Regions from separate parts of the Mus musculus genome. Here region 1 is linked to region 2. The links are chromatin loops, found by intact Hi-C in ENCODE. Cell type or tissue: heart. All regions are shown on one strand.

Region 1 (8,000 bases), 200 kb before region 2:
CTCAGCTCTGTGACCCCACAGTGTGAGCAGCAGGGTTCAAGTGGGTAAGAGCACCTGGGTGGGGTCTGGTCTTCTTTGGTCGTATCTCTGACTTCCAGCACTGTTTAGGAGACTCATCCATATTACTGCCCCTAAACACAGATCTTCAGTCTGGCGCTACCCGGTGCTCCACTGGATGAACGGACAACTTACACCTCCATTTTTCTGTGCACATGCTTGTTACAAGTGCTATCCTGCCTTATAACATGGTTTGGTAGTTTTTCCTCCACTAAATGACAAGAACTTAGTATATGTTTCTCCTTGCTGCAGAGTTTCAAACAGAAAAAGAGAAGACATTGAAACATGGCCCCAAGGCGGGACCTCCTCCCAAGCACAAAGTCTGTTTCATAAGTAAGTTAAACCATTCCCAGCTCCTTCTTTCTGTGATCTATATGGACTTTCAGCTCTAATTCAGCCTCGAAGTTCTTAAGCAATCACAATGCCAATTAAGATGTTTAGATGCCATTGGCCATAATGTGCAGACACCCAGTCTCTGGGCCCATCATAGAAGGCTGCTTAGTAAGACTCTTGATGCCTGGGAGTCCCTGTGTCCCACGTCAGAACATTGTCATCTCTGTTATATAACAATGTTCAAGAGATAAAACCTTTCTGCTCAATTAAATTATCATTTTCAATAAAATATATAAAATATATTTTATATAAATTTACACTTGAAGAGAGTAAGAGAAACAGCTAAACAAAAACCAAAGTCTTGTTCAAAACAGAGTAGGCAAACTGACCCTAGCAGGTCTCCCAGCCCAGTACTAGAAGTACAGCTCTGCATGTCTGAAGGAAAAAGGAAAGGGAGGTTCTATTGCAATATGGGATCAGATCAGATACACCTTGGCTCCTGGCTGCTGAGAAATACACTGTTATCCTTTCAAAATAGAATCTTTCCCATCATGCATCCAACCTGTAATTTGGACATATGTAACCCAAGTTTCACCTGTGCATGTGTGCTTATCTATTCATTTAATAAATATTTAGTGATCTGAACTGATCAAGGCCCTAGCGGGGAAAAAGCAGTGCTTAGAGACCATCCAGAGTCAATGAACAGTATCCAATCACATAAGCAAATTAAATGTGTCAGAAAGGACAAGCACTATAAAGAAGATAAGGCAAGTGGGAGGAGGTGGTGGGGACAACTTCTCAAACCTGGGAGTGTTTAGGAGAAGAGACAAGGGAAGAATGAAGGCCAAGATTCCAAAGGAATCAGAAAACTAAATGGGATTGTTGGTGCCCCAGGCTCTGCTAGACGCAGAGGAATAGCTAGGTTGGACACAGAATTTCCTCTCAACAATGAAGTGTCCCAAACTTTTCATGATTTTATTTTCTTTAACAGAGTCTGACATGTTGCCTTCTACTCTTGAAGCTGTGATTAGAGTTTTCTGATCAGAGCTGGAGAGATGACCCAAGTGCATAAAAGTGTTCATTCCTCAAGGCTAACAACCTGAGTTAGATCACTAGGCTCCAATGTAGTAAAAGACATATTCTATACAGTCATCCTCTGGCCTCTACAGGGGTGCTCCAGCATGCACGTGTACACACAGACAGACAGACACACAGAGACATACACACACCATGCACACATAAGAAATAACAACAAACAAAGGACTTTCTTGTCAGTGTTCCCAGAGTTCAAGTAAAGAACAGAAGTGATTTTTTTGACACTGGGAAGCATTTAGAAACCACTACAACTGCAGCTACTGCCATTGTCACCATCACCACCACCACCATCATCACCACCACCACCACCACCACCGCCACCATCATTATCATCATAGTCCCTCTTCTTTATTTTGGAGCTCTGTTGAGGGTTTTGTCTTTTACTGTGGATAGTAACGTTAAGTGCAGACCCCAAAGACCTGGAGTCTGCACGTAGACCCTGTGACCCTGCCCCCCAGTTAATTGTGATTAGTAAATAAAGATGACAATAGCCAACAGCTAGGCAGAAGAGACATAGGTGGGGTTTAGGTTTCCTGGGCTTAGGACCACGGGGAGGACGAACATGCAGAAGAGGAGGAGGAAGAAAAAGAAGCTGCCATGGGCTAAGGTCAAGAGAGTGTGGCCCCGAGGGCTGCCCAATTGGAGCTAAGAGCAGCCCAGATGGAACATAGTAAATAGTAGTAACTCGGGATTATCGATAGGGAAATAGAGTCTGACAGCACGGAGGGCTGTACATATGAAAGGCTTAGTGACCAGCACTGGCCTTATTCACATTTCCCCTGTCCTTTCTTCATAAATACATTAGTGCAAAGGTGACTACAGAAGAGGTGAATTTGGTGACACAACTCAGTCACTGAAACTTTCCACCAGATGACTTCCTTTTGCTAAGCCACATGCCTGTTTTTCCTTTGACTTCTTCTTCTAACTGAGGTGTTTAACACCTGTTTCTCTCCACACCTTTCCTGGGCTCCCTGCTCTGCACCTGTCCCCTGTCACTGAGCCAGCAGCACTCAGATGCTAGAGCTGAGATTCCTTCACCACTCCTGGACTATAAGCGTCACACCGTCCTTGAGGACATCAATCAGCATTGGACACATTTTCCACAGCCTTGTCTCTCTGCCCCTAGAAAACCGTTTCCACACGGCTGCCAAGTCAGGCTGCCCCTCCTAGCTCTAGACAGTAGAGCAGTCTGACAGTCACCACGGCTGGGAAGCCTGGCACAGAGCTTGGGACTCACAGTCTCTTGGGAGGAGGCTGCCAGCACAAGGAGATAACCTCTCAAGGTTAGGCCTGAAACGCTTTTCTATATCTAGGAGAGGCTGAGGCAGAGATGCAAAGCTTAGAGCAACAGCTCCACCTCTTCTGCCTCATTAAGAAACCAAGACTTTTGAAGCCCAGCTCCAAACAACAAAACCTAAAAGCTCCCAGCCCTCCTGGTCTAGTGTGGTGGCTCAGAGACTAACACGATGTGAAGGCCTCCTGAAGCTGGAACCATTCCAAAGGCAGACAACAGGGAAGCTCTCCCAAGCCAGAAGGCATCTATTCACCACCATGTGTCTACTTCTTCAAAACCAGAAATAAAATAATCATTACCCCTGTGCCACATGCCTCCGGGAAGCATTCATCACATAAATACAACCCCTAGGAGCTGACATCTGAGCAGCTGCAGGCTGCCGGAAGACAGTCCCTACACACTGCCTCCTGCAGGCTGCCGAGAGACAGACAGTCCCTACACACTGCCTCCTGCAGGCTGCCGAGAGACAGACAGTCCCTACACACTGTCCCCTGTAGGCTGCCGAGAGACAGACAGTCCCTACACACTGCCTCCTGCAGGCTGCCGAGAGACAGACAGTCCCTACACACTGCCTCCTGCAGGCTGCCGAGAGACAGACAGTCCCTACACACTGCCCCCTGCAGGCTGCCGAGAGACAGACAGTCCCTACACACTGTCCCCTGCAGGCTGCTGAGAGACAGACAGCAATGGGCAATTGGGCTGTGCAGCAATGGCACCAGCAGGTGAGAAGCTGCAGCATGATGGTACCTGTTCCAGAAGCATCAGTGTCCAGCTCCATTTTGCCAATATAGCAAGGAAAAAGACAGGCAGTTACTTGAATCCTGGCCTGAAGCCAGGGCAGCCCTGGTTCTTAATTCTTGACTGGAGAGGAAAGTGTGTCTGTGTGTTTACATGCTCATGTACACACGTATGTGTACATGTGCATATAGAAAACAGAAGATAACCAATAGTCAGCTGATGTTCCATCTCCCCCTTCCACACAGTCTCTCATAGGTGCAGAACTCATCAGGTAGGTGAGGCAAGTTGCCCAGCAAGCCCTGGGGACCTGTTTCCACCTCCTTAGCACTGGGATCATGATACACATAACACACCAGCATTTTCAGATGGATTCTCAGGGTGGAACTCAGGCCCTCAACACACCCATTCCCAACATACTCATCACCAACTAAGCTCCAGAAACATACTTTTGTCATAAGTGTAGGACGATTATACCATGCTGTGTCTACACAGACAACCCTGTGGGTACAGAGTAACTCAAACAGCAACTACACTAATTGTGAATGCCTGGGAGGAACATGCCTGCAACAACTCTACTAACTAGGTCCTCTCCATGCATGCAGAAGGCTCTACAGGTACTATTCTAGAAGTTTCTAACCACTCTGAGAAGACCTATCATGATGTTAAAGAGGACAACACTGTGAGTGCTGCACTTTGTACATTCACTGTTGTGTCCCCAGGACCCAGTACATGCCTAAAAAACAGAAGGTGTTTCTCTAACTTTTATATTCTTTATTTTTTATATATTATATATTATATTATATATTTTTTATTTTTATATATAAAAACTCCTGCTTTGGGGGCAGGAGAGATGGCTCAGCAGTTAAGAGCACTGCCTGCTCTTCCAGAGTTCCTGAGTTCAATTCCCAGCAACCACATGGTGGCTTGTAATGGGATCTGATGCTCTCTTCTGGTGTGTCTGAAGACAGTGACAGTGTACTCATATAAAAATAAAAGAATATATATTTTAAAATAAACCCCAAAACAGAACCTCTTGCTTGGCCTAAACTCTCATGCCTACCTAAGGTACAGAGTCTGTCTCCTTCAGTATGCAAAGATGATCGTGGGAAAGCCTGCTGAGAGCAGCTGATTTGTGGGCCTCCCCTTTTGTTGGGCTCCATGGAAACTAAACCATTCTGCTAACACTAGACAGGAAAACACCCAGGACAAGAAAGCCATTCCAGTCAGGGTAGGCCCTGTTACAAGCATTCAACAAAGTATGAATGAATCAGTGGAAAGAGTGGGCACCAGAGAGGACAGATAGGGAGTTTGGGAGATGAAGAGTTTGATAAAAAGACCAACTCTGATGGGGGCAGTGCATCAGACATACAAGGATAGGAGAAGTATAATCTAGGGTATGGTGTTAATAGAGACCCAGGCTCTTGATAGAACACTCCATCCACCCACCAATCTAACAAATGTGCAGCAACCCAGCCTGTGCTGGGCACTGGGGTCAATGGGAAAGAGCTGGCACACAACTGAACCTGAACATCAGCCATCTAAGTGGCCTCCTTGAAGGCTGCAGGCCCTGGCCCACATGATTGCATACATATTTAGTGTCTGAATCTAAAAGTCATGGAAAAGCCAGACCAGAAACCTAAACATAGTGGCTGTGCCCACTGTAGCTGGGCTACCTCAGCACAGGCTGAGAGGCTGTGGGTGCCATCTTTAACTGCTCTCAGCTGGGTGGAAACAGGTCTTTAGTCTCTAGTCTTGATGGATATAGGAGACACTTATCCTGAAAGTACCATGCCCACGTTGAGCCAGACCAATCATGGAACAGAGAGGCCTTTTCCACTGGTGTAGTGAGGTGAGGGATATTGACCTTCACTTGCACATCAAGATCTACTGCAGTCTGGCTGCTCAGTGGCACGACTAACAGTCCTCAGCAGCTTCACAGAAAATAGGAGCCTTGATGACACTGAGTTTGTAGAACTTACCGTGCTGCCTGGACCTTCTCCACTGGGTTACTTGTAAGTATCATTTGAAAGGGTTTCCTGTTCCTGCAGCCAACCCTAGTTCCAAATTCCAGCTCCCAAGGGAAGCCTCCCCTAGGGAGGACAATGAATTAAAGGAACTCACACTGCTTCTGTAGCCCTGCTCCCAGACTGCAGGTAGGTGCAGGGACTCTGGTGATGCTACTTGGCTATGGGTGCTATCTTCCAGCCACAGGACTATGAGCAGCATCTGTCCCTGGCCTCTCACTCTCCCTGGCCAGCAGTAGCAACTGCATCCGCCCCCAACCCAAATGCCAGTCTAAGTCGGGAGACATCAGACAAGCTTAGGCAGGTTTTTAAAATACTGCTCCTAGGCAGGGGGTGACTTCTGAGCTGACTGTAAGGAGGCCCCAAGTTTCAGGAATAGAAATGATAGCAAGCACAGAGAAAAGGTCCTGAACCACTGGACTTCAAGACCACGACCAAACAGAACAACTCCTCCCCATCCCACTCTACCAGCAAAAAGTTTCTATTAACAGCAAAATCCCAGCAACTGAAACCGTCTGGTGCGTGTTGTAGCTTGAGACTCCTTTGCTCTCCTCACCGGGTCAGTCCAGGGAACTGTGACATGTTTTCAGCAGTTGTAAACATGGCACTGAGAGGTACTTCTGCCTTAAAGTGAGGGCATCACCAAGTCAACAGACACTGATTAAAGCCTGGACAAGGACAAGTGTAGTTATTAAAAAATACACAGATGATTTTTAACAGTAGCAACTAGGTGATCCCAAAAGAAACCATCTTCCCTGCCTCCACACAACTACAGGCTACATTCCAGTCAACGCTAAGTTGGCTTTTAGGGAGGTCACCTTAATGAGGCTTCATTTCAGCTGGGAGTGACACACCCCAACAAATGGAAAATGACTCCTGAGCTATGTGCTTGAACATTTAGGGAACCGAGAAGACAGCACTTCTGACTGCCACCCTGCAGCCGGGATCCTTTTAGGTTTGTATCAGGGCACCAATTATGTACCAGAGTTGGTATTTGAATAGTCATCAGTGCTGTTTGGGGGGAATGTGGAACCTTTGCAGGCAGGAGGCATAGCTGGAGTGTCACTAGGAGTGCGACTCAGAAGGTCTTCTAGTCCTAGCCCTAGCCTGCCTGCCTGCCACAGCTGTTGAGTGAGCACTGCCAGCTCAGCTCCCTCCACCAAACACGAAGAGGCTCCAGCAGCCTCGACTGCCATGCCCCCTCCCTTCGATGCTGAATGACACCATCTAAGCCAGGAACCCAGGAAACCTTCCTCCCTTAAGTCGACTCTCTCAGGCATGTGGTCACGGCAGTGAGGAAAGTTAATGGATACAGCTCTGCTACCTCCTCCTTCCTCGTTCCTCGGGTGCCCTTGTGCCCCTCCTTGAAGTCCCTGCATTGCAGCCTCTTTCCCCTCAACAGACATGCTGCTGCAAAGCTGTCATTACTTCTCCTCACCCTGTGATCTCTCAGTGACAAGGCCATGTCCCCAACAGTGGTCGTCTATGCTTTTGATTCTCCTATATCTCCTATATCTCCCCTATATCTATTATTTAACAATTACACAAGCCCAAGCCCAACTTCCCAACCCAAGCATGTACTTAGCAAATGATCCCCAAAGTGTAACCACTCAAACAAAAGCACAGAACGAACAGTGCAGACAGTGATCTATCTCCACAACAAGCCGCTGTGTCAGCTCACGTCCTATCTGCCAGGTCACTGGCTTGACATGTATGTGCACAGCTCTACAGGGGGAAGGCTTTGGGGTGGGGGCAGAGGCAGTCAGAGGCAGCAGAGGACACTTCCATGCTACTGGGGATCTGATGCTACTAATCTACTGCATTTGATTTCCCTAAGTCTAATACCTACCCATGATATGTGTACACTTCTTACTGTAGCTGCTTACAGGGTGTGCCCTTAAGCTTTTGAAATCTGAATTGGAGCAGTGACTAAGTCTTCCTAAGCATGGATATGTTGAAAACTGTACCACTTGATGTCCAAGGAAGTCCCCCTCTACTCATTTCTCGTGGCCCTAGGGCTCAGCAGGTCCACATTCCAGTCACTGCTGTGCCCTCTGAGACTGTGAGGACGTTACATCACCAGTACCAGCTGCTATGCCAGCAAGGACAGTGAGTGGTGGGGAAATGAAAGAGTGGACAGAGACTTTGGAGGACTGTGGTCACAAGATTGCATAACCCAAACCAATCCGTGGCATCTGCCCACGAGGTAGGTATGTGGGTAGAGAGCGCCACAGGAAGGACAATGAGACCAACAAGGTCAGATCCTGATCCTGACCCGGTGGAAGTTCCTCAACCCATGGTTCACCACACTTCATCTGACACATGGGCCTGAGGTCAGAGCATGCATGAGATGGCAGTGACCATCAAGGCAGCACACCATCAACTGTCACCTCCTGCAAAATTTCCTGGGATCCTCAACCCTCCCCCCACAGACACCACCCTTCACCTGCAGCTGCCCA
Region 2 (8,000 bases):
ACCAAATTTTAGCAATGCCCAGACGGGCCTGTTCACTGATGTATTATCTGTAGCTGTCTTCTCACTAGGACAGCTTCAGTGGTCATGACAGAGACCATATGTTCTAAATAGCCGGAAGAATTCACTCTCTAGCCTTTCACAGAAAATACATGCCAACCTCTGGCATGCCAACCTATGGTAAGTCAAGATGCCCTGGCCAAGCCCAGGGGCCAAGTCAAATAGATGAACATTTCAGGTAGTTGCTATCAAGAAAGCAAGGCAGGGTACCAGAGTAAAATGGAAGAGTAGACTGACAAGATACCTCTGAGGCAGTGACATCTGTGCTGGGCTTGAAAGGGAGCCAGCTGTGCCAGGATCTGGGGGACAGCACCCGGGAGGGGAACCATTAAACGAAAAGCCATCAAGTTGGAGCAGGCTGGCATCAGTCACAGTCCAGCAGAAAGCAGATGGCACAGAGGGGAGTCAGTGAGACCTAACGGGAGTGCTGACAGGAAGGAGAGCAAGGCATGGTAGAGCTGGCCATGCAGAAAGCCCAAGCCCCAGGCTCGGCAGGCATGCAGAGCTGAGGGTAGCAGTGGGCACTGGGCCTAGAATGACAAAGCAGCCAGGCACTTAGTAAGATGCAGACAATTTTGGGGTAGGAGCCATTGCAAGATGGTACAGCAGGTCCCAGAAGACTCCAGGAACTCACTGGCCAGGCAGCCTAGCTGACCCAGAGACCCTACCTTAAAGAAATAAGGACTAGAAGAATATGCCTGAGGTCCTCCTCTGACCTCCTCACGGGCAGGCCCACACCTGGAGATTTACAAAAAGGCATATGGCCTTACCACCTCTTTCAGTGATACTGCAGTATTTGCTAGCATCCTAAGCTCTGCTCCACAGTTACCTGGCAACAGCCAGGTATGCCTGACTCACTATAAAAGGGGCTGCTTGCCACCTCCTCTTTCGCTTGCTCTCTTGTCTTCTTGTTTTGCTCTGTCCCCTCTCCCCTTCCCTCCTCTCTCCACATGCTCATGGCTGGCCTCTACTCCTCTATTCTCATATTTCCCCCCCTCTCTCTTTCTCTCTCTCTGCCTTTCCCTGCCTCTACTACCCTACTATCATTGGTGCCAAAACCCGGAATTTAGAAACTCTGTAAGTTTACATCACCCCTGCTACAACATGGAGATCCACACTCTCTAGCCAAAATTTCAAAGAACTGGTAAGCCCCATGCCCCTACTGGTGAGAGTAAATGTCCACATGGCCCCAGGGGAGGGTTCTAGAGCTCAGCCCTGTGCTGCCTTTGAGGATGGGAGACATTCAGTCTTTCACTGAGCCTCGTTCTAGGACTCTTTCCCTTAGGTGAGACTTTTCTCTCTCCTTTTGAGACAGTTTCTTTCTTGTGGCTGAGAATCCCAGGCCACACAATGATGTGTTTATAAAAAGATAAAGAGAGAAGGAATATGTTCTATGGAGATGTGGTGAGGTATGGAGGAAGGGGGTGCCTCCGTGGGCCCATGCCAAGGCATCCCCCCTCCCCCAGTAAAGTATAGAATAGAGTTTATTCAAGGCATGGGAACGGGAGTTAAGAGGGTAATAGAGGCATAGAAAGGTAGAAAGAAAGAAAAGAGGAGTAGGGGCCAGCCATGAGCATGTGGAGAGAGAAGAAGAAGGGAATGAGGAGAGAAAGGGGAAGGGAAGCAGGGCAAGGGCAAGGGCAAGGGAGGAACAAGAGACCAAGAGGGCAAGCAACCCCTTTTATAGTGGGTCAGGCCTACCTGGCAACAGCCAGGTAACTGTGGGGCAGAGCTAACAGTATTATCTTTTCCACAGGGAAGTTTAATCTAAGACATTTGATGCCAAAGCCTTGAGAAGGACGTGGCAAGCCTCAGGGGGCTGCTCAGCACAGGGGCATTAATGGGCAGCAGCAGTTTGTGCCTCTGCTAGGAGAAGTGGTCAGATACACAGTGCACTGAGCCCCCATCTCTGAGGATGACAGGGGCAGAACTCAGCCAACTCCCTGAAGGACTCAACAGGCTGTGTACGCCTGGATGGTGGGAGGGGCATTAAGCTAAAGGATTAGCTTGGCTGGGAGTCTCACAAACCTGTGTAGATGCCAGCCATTGCTGGGAGCCAAGGAAGCCCTTTGTTAGTCAGGTGTCCTCTACCTGCAGTTCATTCTAGAGCTGCCCTGCGGAACATAAGCTATGAATCTCATTCTCCACTCTAACCACTCTCCACCAGCAGCAACTTGAGTGCACAGGCAAAGGAGCTATCCATCCCAAGGCCATAACAAGCCAACAATAAGAATACTATCACAATTGCAAGAGTGTCAGGAATCAGCAAAGCCAGGCCCATCTTCCCCCTATGTCCCCAATACAAATGAGGGAAACAGAAACAAAGACCCCCAAGCTCACACAGCAGGCGGTGAGGGAGTACACACTGCCTTCCCTCCATGTTCTTCCACCTTGCTGCCCACAGCCAACACACAGCTGGGCACAGTGTACATTTAAGAGGAGTCTGCAGTACCACCAAGGGACATAAAAATACTCCAGCAGAACATCTGGGAGGTCACATCTCTGGCACGAGGACAAGCAGTCCACTGAGGTGGCTCTCACTTGTACATCAGAGAACTCACATTTAACACGGACTGAGAGCAGTACCACAGGTACCACCATTCTCAGCCCAGAGAGTGAAGCACCAGGGCCAATCCTGGAGGCTTCTCAGAGGTGGTGTGATATTACAGCTGGCTCTTGAAAGACAGTCACGACCTACTCTCAGAACAAGGAGAAAGGACACATACAGCTAACCAGAGACGACTGACGGCGTTTTGGAGAACAGCCCTGGGTGCTGCTGCTTCTTCACCAGATACAGGCCAGAGAGCAGTGAAGCCTTGAGACAAGGGATACAGTCAGTGACAGGAGTCAGACCCTGGATCTTCACTTCCTAGCTCACACAATGAGCAAGTCTGGTAAGCTGCTTACTTTTCTCATCACTGTGACTAAAGAACAGACAAAGGCAATTTAAGGGAGGCAGGGTTTATGTGAGAGAACACAGACTGTCCTGACAGAAAAGGCCTGGCCAGCCCTGGCCAGCAGTGGCTCCTCAGCAGCAAAAGAAGTTAAGGGAGACCTGGGGGTGTGACTCGGGTACAGGGCTTGCCTAGCATGCATAAGGTCCCAGGTTCCATCCCAACACCAGAGCACCTGAGTATAACCCGCTCATGTCCTCATCCTAAACCTACCTGTGATTTCACACTGCTGTGTGAGGTCAGTTATAAATGCACTACTTACTTCCTGCCCTAAAACACCAGGAAGCCTCTTTGCTTCCTGCCTAATGGCTTTCTCCACAAAGCAGAAGAGATCAGACACCAAATAGGGCAGTCTAAAGGCCATTAGCACCCAAGTGACAATAGTCAATAGAAGACAAACAAAGTGATGGATTCCTGTCCTGCTGACTATCCCAAAGCACCCCATCCACCCACCAAGTCCACTCTCCCTCTCCCACCCCCCACCTGTCCACTCTAGCTCCCAAGTAAGGAGAACAGACTGAAATAGGGTTTACCTGCACAGCCCACCTAGAGGGCCACCCCACAACACTTAAAGGCCTCTGGGTTTTACCCACATTATCAGCTCTGGGGCCTGAGAAAGCCACAAGCAAACTTCTAACTCCCAGAGGGGCCTCCGCACGGGCTCTGCTCCTTTGTGGACTAGGTAGAGAGTGACTTCTGGAAGAAACTGATCACCTGGGCAGGTAGTCAATGATCACAAAGGCCTGAGTCAGCCTGCCTCAAAGACTGGCAGCTTTCTCTAACTAGCATGGGAGACAGCCAGGCTGTCCCTACACACAGGGATCCCAGCCAGGACCTGTGCTACATCTTGCTTCCCTGAGCTTCTTGATAACGCTGGAGGCCTGAAGAAACAGGGAGGGAAAGTGAGGCAATGGGACCATAGGGTTGCATGGGAATGAAGCAGGTCACCTCACAGAGGGGCCCCCTCACCACAGCACAGTCACCAGGATAGGTGATCCAGGACTGGTAATACTCCAGCAGGGGAGACTGGAGCAGTGGTTCTTAACCTTCCTAATGTTGCAAGCCCGGCTTGTACAGTAAGTACTTTTACCCACTAAACCATTTGACAACTTTCTTTTTTTTTTTTCTTTTTATTCTTCTTCTTTTCTATTCTTTTTTTTTTCCTTTGTCCTTTTTCCTTCTTATTTGTGGGGTCAGGGAGGGACAGAGTCTCCCACTGAGTCCAGAGTACATCAGTGCATCCAGACTTGCTGGCCAGTCCCAGGGATCCCCCTGTCTCTGCATCTCAGCTCTATTACAGATGGGTACTATATCCAGATTTCTATGTGGATACTTCATGTGTATGCAGCACGTACTCTGCTGCCGACCTGTCCCCGCATCCCCACCCCACCCAAGTCCTCGGCTTTTCTAATGAGCATCTCACTGCCCAGGAATGGGGCTGACCACCCACGCGAACAGATGTCCGGGTCTGTGGCTGAGGCAGGTCTCCTTCACCTGCTAATAACCATGTCCTGGGTTCACCTCATCCCTGTGCTTTCAGGGACACATTTTCTGGCTCTTAGCCGGAGCTGCCCCCTAGTGGCAGGCTAAGCTGTATTTCCATGCACAGACAGCCACAAAATTACACTATTACAATCCTTGAACCAAACACATTCCCTCCAGAGATTCAGTTCTCGCTTCTGATTAGCATAGTGCAACAAGCCGCAATCAGCCAGGGCAGGGATGGAAGTGGAGAGTGGGCTCAACAGGAGCTGGACTAGGAGAGACTGAGGGCAGGGCATGCAGCACAGAGAACGTATGAGGTAGGGTGGGCACAAGCCTCACTCAAGCGACACTCATGAGCTCCCCATGTGCTTGCCTGGGACATGCTCGGCTCTGGGTTCACACCCCGAGGATAAAGAAATAGCGACCAGGAACTAGCTAGGAGCTTTTTTGGTTGCTTTGTTTTTAAACCAGATAAACAGGACATGAAGTTAGCTATAACCACAGTAAGTGCTGCTGTCATGATTAGAATCTGCAGGTCTCCACGGCCTCTCTTTGTTTTGATTACATTTTCCCCAGCCTGTGGTGCAAGGTAGAAATGCTGGGAACTTGAAAGCTGGAGGATCTAGCTGGCAGCAGAGGCCCAAAGGGGGGCAGGTCCAGGTGCTGTCCACACTTCCTGGACCCTGACTTACCCGCTGCCATGCACATCCAGTCTTACCCTGTCTGCCATGATGCCTGGGACCCTCCAAACCCAGGGACTAGAGCACACCTGCTGTTTCCCTGGTCAGCAAGGAGAAAAATATCTGATACAACTGTAAAGAAAAGTCTGCTAGAACCAACTCTGCTCTGTTTTGGGACTTTGTGTGAACCAGAAAGCCACTTCCCATTTCAGAAGGAATAGGACAGCTGGCTCTAACAAAGCCACCCAGACCTGGAAGATCTCTCTTCATCCTCAGAAGCAAATGTGGAAGGGTTTCCCTCCCTTTGTGAGCAATTATACAGTAAGCACACTGTCAAATTTTCTATTAAAAATACTGAATTCTGGTGCTTTTTGAATTGTTATAAGGGGAAGCAGAGAAGAAGGGATCTCCAATTATTTATGTCAAAATCTGCAAAAATAAGAAATATTTTTATATCTAATTGTGTGTGACACTTTGCTAGAACATTCCCTAGTAAGAGCTCTCCTGGCAGCTCAAGCTTTTAGCTGGAGGAAGGAAGCCATGGCCACCAATCAAAGCTGAGGAGGCAGGAGGACAAGACGGCAACAGTCAGACAGCTCGCCTTCTGTCTGTCTCTCGGTCACACTGCCTGACTACATGAAACCACATTAAAACAATTGCAAAGCCACATTTAAACGTTCATTGTAAAGACTGAGAGCAAAATGCGACCCGCAGGAAGGAGCCTTGGGACTGCTGCGCTGCCATAGGGTAGGAGACTATGGAAACAGAGAGCGAGCAGAGAGGAGCTACAAAGGAGGCTCAGGAAGAACACACTCCAGCCTCAAAGATGAAGTCAGCAGCCTCTTTCAAAGTCGTCGTCCTTGACAGCAAACAGCCTTAAACATTCTAAGAAAGCACTGTACCATTGGCCTCCATTTTCACCCCACTCATTAGGGTCTTCCTTAAACCCTGACTAGTTTTCATATGTAACTGTGCTAGCAGGATGGCTCAGTAGGTTAGGATACTTGTCACCAAGCCTGATGACCTGAGCCAGAGCCTTGGGGTGCACATGGTAGAAGAAAAAAACTGATTCCAAGAAGTTATCCTCTGATCTCTACATTTGCACCACACATGCATGCACCACCATACATGTATGAACCACACATGCATGCACCACCATACACGTATGCACCACATATGCACGTATGACATGTACACCTGCAAATAAATAAGTATAATAAAACATTTCTCATTCAGCAAGGCTTGTTGGTACACACCTTTAATCCCAGTACTCAGCAGGCAGAGGCAGCCACATCTCTGTGAGTTCAAAGACAATTTGGTCTACATGATGACTTTCAGGACAACCAGAGCTATTTAATGAAACCATGTCTCAAAATTCATGTATCACCAATAATTTAAAGGCAACAACTTTGGTTGTTCTTTAGGTTCGAACCTGCAGAGTTCCCCACAAGCTCATGTTCTGAATTTTTATTTCCAGCTGGTGGTGCTGTTTTGGGAAAGCTATGGAATCTTTAAGAGGAAGAGCCAGGATGCTGGAAGGGAACTTTCAGGGGCAGCCTCTGAAAGTTCGAGCCCAGTTGTTCTCTGCTTCTTGGCCGCTGCCACAGGCTTTGCTGAGCAGACAGAGCTGGTTTGCCACTCCTCTCTGCCACACAACAATTCCCCGAACCTAAATACGCCTTTCTGCTTTTAAGCTCTCTGTCAGGGATTTGGCTAAAGAAATGCAAAAATAACTAATGTGGTTCTCTAGCCCTGCCCCCCCCCCAAAAAAAACAAAAACAAACAAAAAGCAGGCAAAGTCAGAGCAATGGCAAGTTAGGTAAAGGCAGTTACAACAGACAGGGTCACAGAGGTTTGGTTGGCCAGCTCATCTGAATGTGCTTGAGACAGTCCTCAACAAAAAGTCAAGCAGGAGGAAAAAATATTAAATTCTGGGGGCTAGGGATATACCTCCTTAGAAGAGAGCAGGCCCTAGTTTCAATACCAAGCATCCAGTACTCTCCAGGTATAAGAGAGAAAGAGAGAAAGATGAGAGGAGAGGAGAGGAGAGGAGAGGAGAGGAGAGGAGAGGAGAGGAGAGGAGAGGAGAGGAGAGGAGAGGAGAGGAGAGGAGAGGAGAGGAGAGGAGAGGAGAGGAGAGGAGAGGAGAGGGAGGAGAGGGAGGAGAGGGAAGAGGGAGAGGGAGAGGGAGAGGGAGAGGGAGAGGGAGAGGGAGAGGGAGAGGAGCCAAGTAGCTAGGTAGCCAAGAAAAGTCATCTTGGCCTGGGTCACGCTCCTCTAGAAGCCAAAGTCACATGCCCATTAGTAAGGAGGGAAATTGTCTGCCCTGCAGCATCCTCCATCCAACCTTTCCAATCACATCTCTTATGTGGCAGGTAATTCCTCCTGTAGATAAAGGAATCAAGATAAATTAGCCTCAATTTACACAAATTAACACAAATCACAGGCTGAGGCCCAGCCAGTGACCCAGGAAACAGCTACTTCTTCACAGCCTGGGGCCTCCTGACACTGTGACCTTAGCAATTACAAGGGAACAACTATGGCAGAAGATGTGCTCACTCATCAGCCACCATTTTGGCCATAACACCGTGCCACAGGGTCTGTGCGTCTAACGTTGTAGCACTGACTCCTGTGCTAAGACCTGACACTTCACAGCCCTAGGTAGCAAAGGCCTGAGGTACCTATGGATACACTCTGCCACCAGTGCAGACCTGGGCAAGAGCTGGCCCCTTATTTCCAGCCCTATACAAACACTTCACTCACATCTTGATCATAGGCATCTAACACAGACAACAGATCTTTTGGGGAGATAGAGCCTAATTCA

The links. Hi-C counts contacts between places; a loop is a spot of excess contacts. Peaks named below come from ENCODE experiments on the same cell type or tissue, not always from the same donor. Only the 100,000 strongest peaks of a DNase experiment are listed, where the experiment ranks them.
Region 1: it touches region 2 in a loop (2.3-fold over the local background); 2 of 42 quality-filtered maps call a loop at or near these places.

Annotation. Positions count from the first base shown.
Region 1 is chr16:11,665,786-11,673,785 of GRCm38, reverse strand. All of the region lies in intron 18 of Snx29 (sorting nexin 29), which reads right to left. Among named protein-coding and RNA genes, the nearest start is that of Gm32100, 86 kb to the right of the region's middle. In heart, a CTCF peak has its summit at 3,258 (motif pointing left); a DNase peak (open chromatin) is centred at 2,695.
Region 2 is chr16:11,465,528-11,473,527 of GRCm38, reverse strand. All of the region lies in intron 13 of Snx29 (sorting nexin 29), which reads right to left. Among named protein-coding and RNA genes, the nearest start is that of Gm32100, 110 kb to the left of the region's middle. In heart, a CTCF peak has its summit at 4,603 (motif pointing left); a DNase peak (open chromatin) is centred at 4,537; H3K27ac peaks cover 929 bases.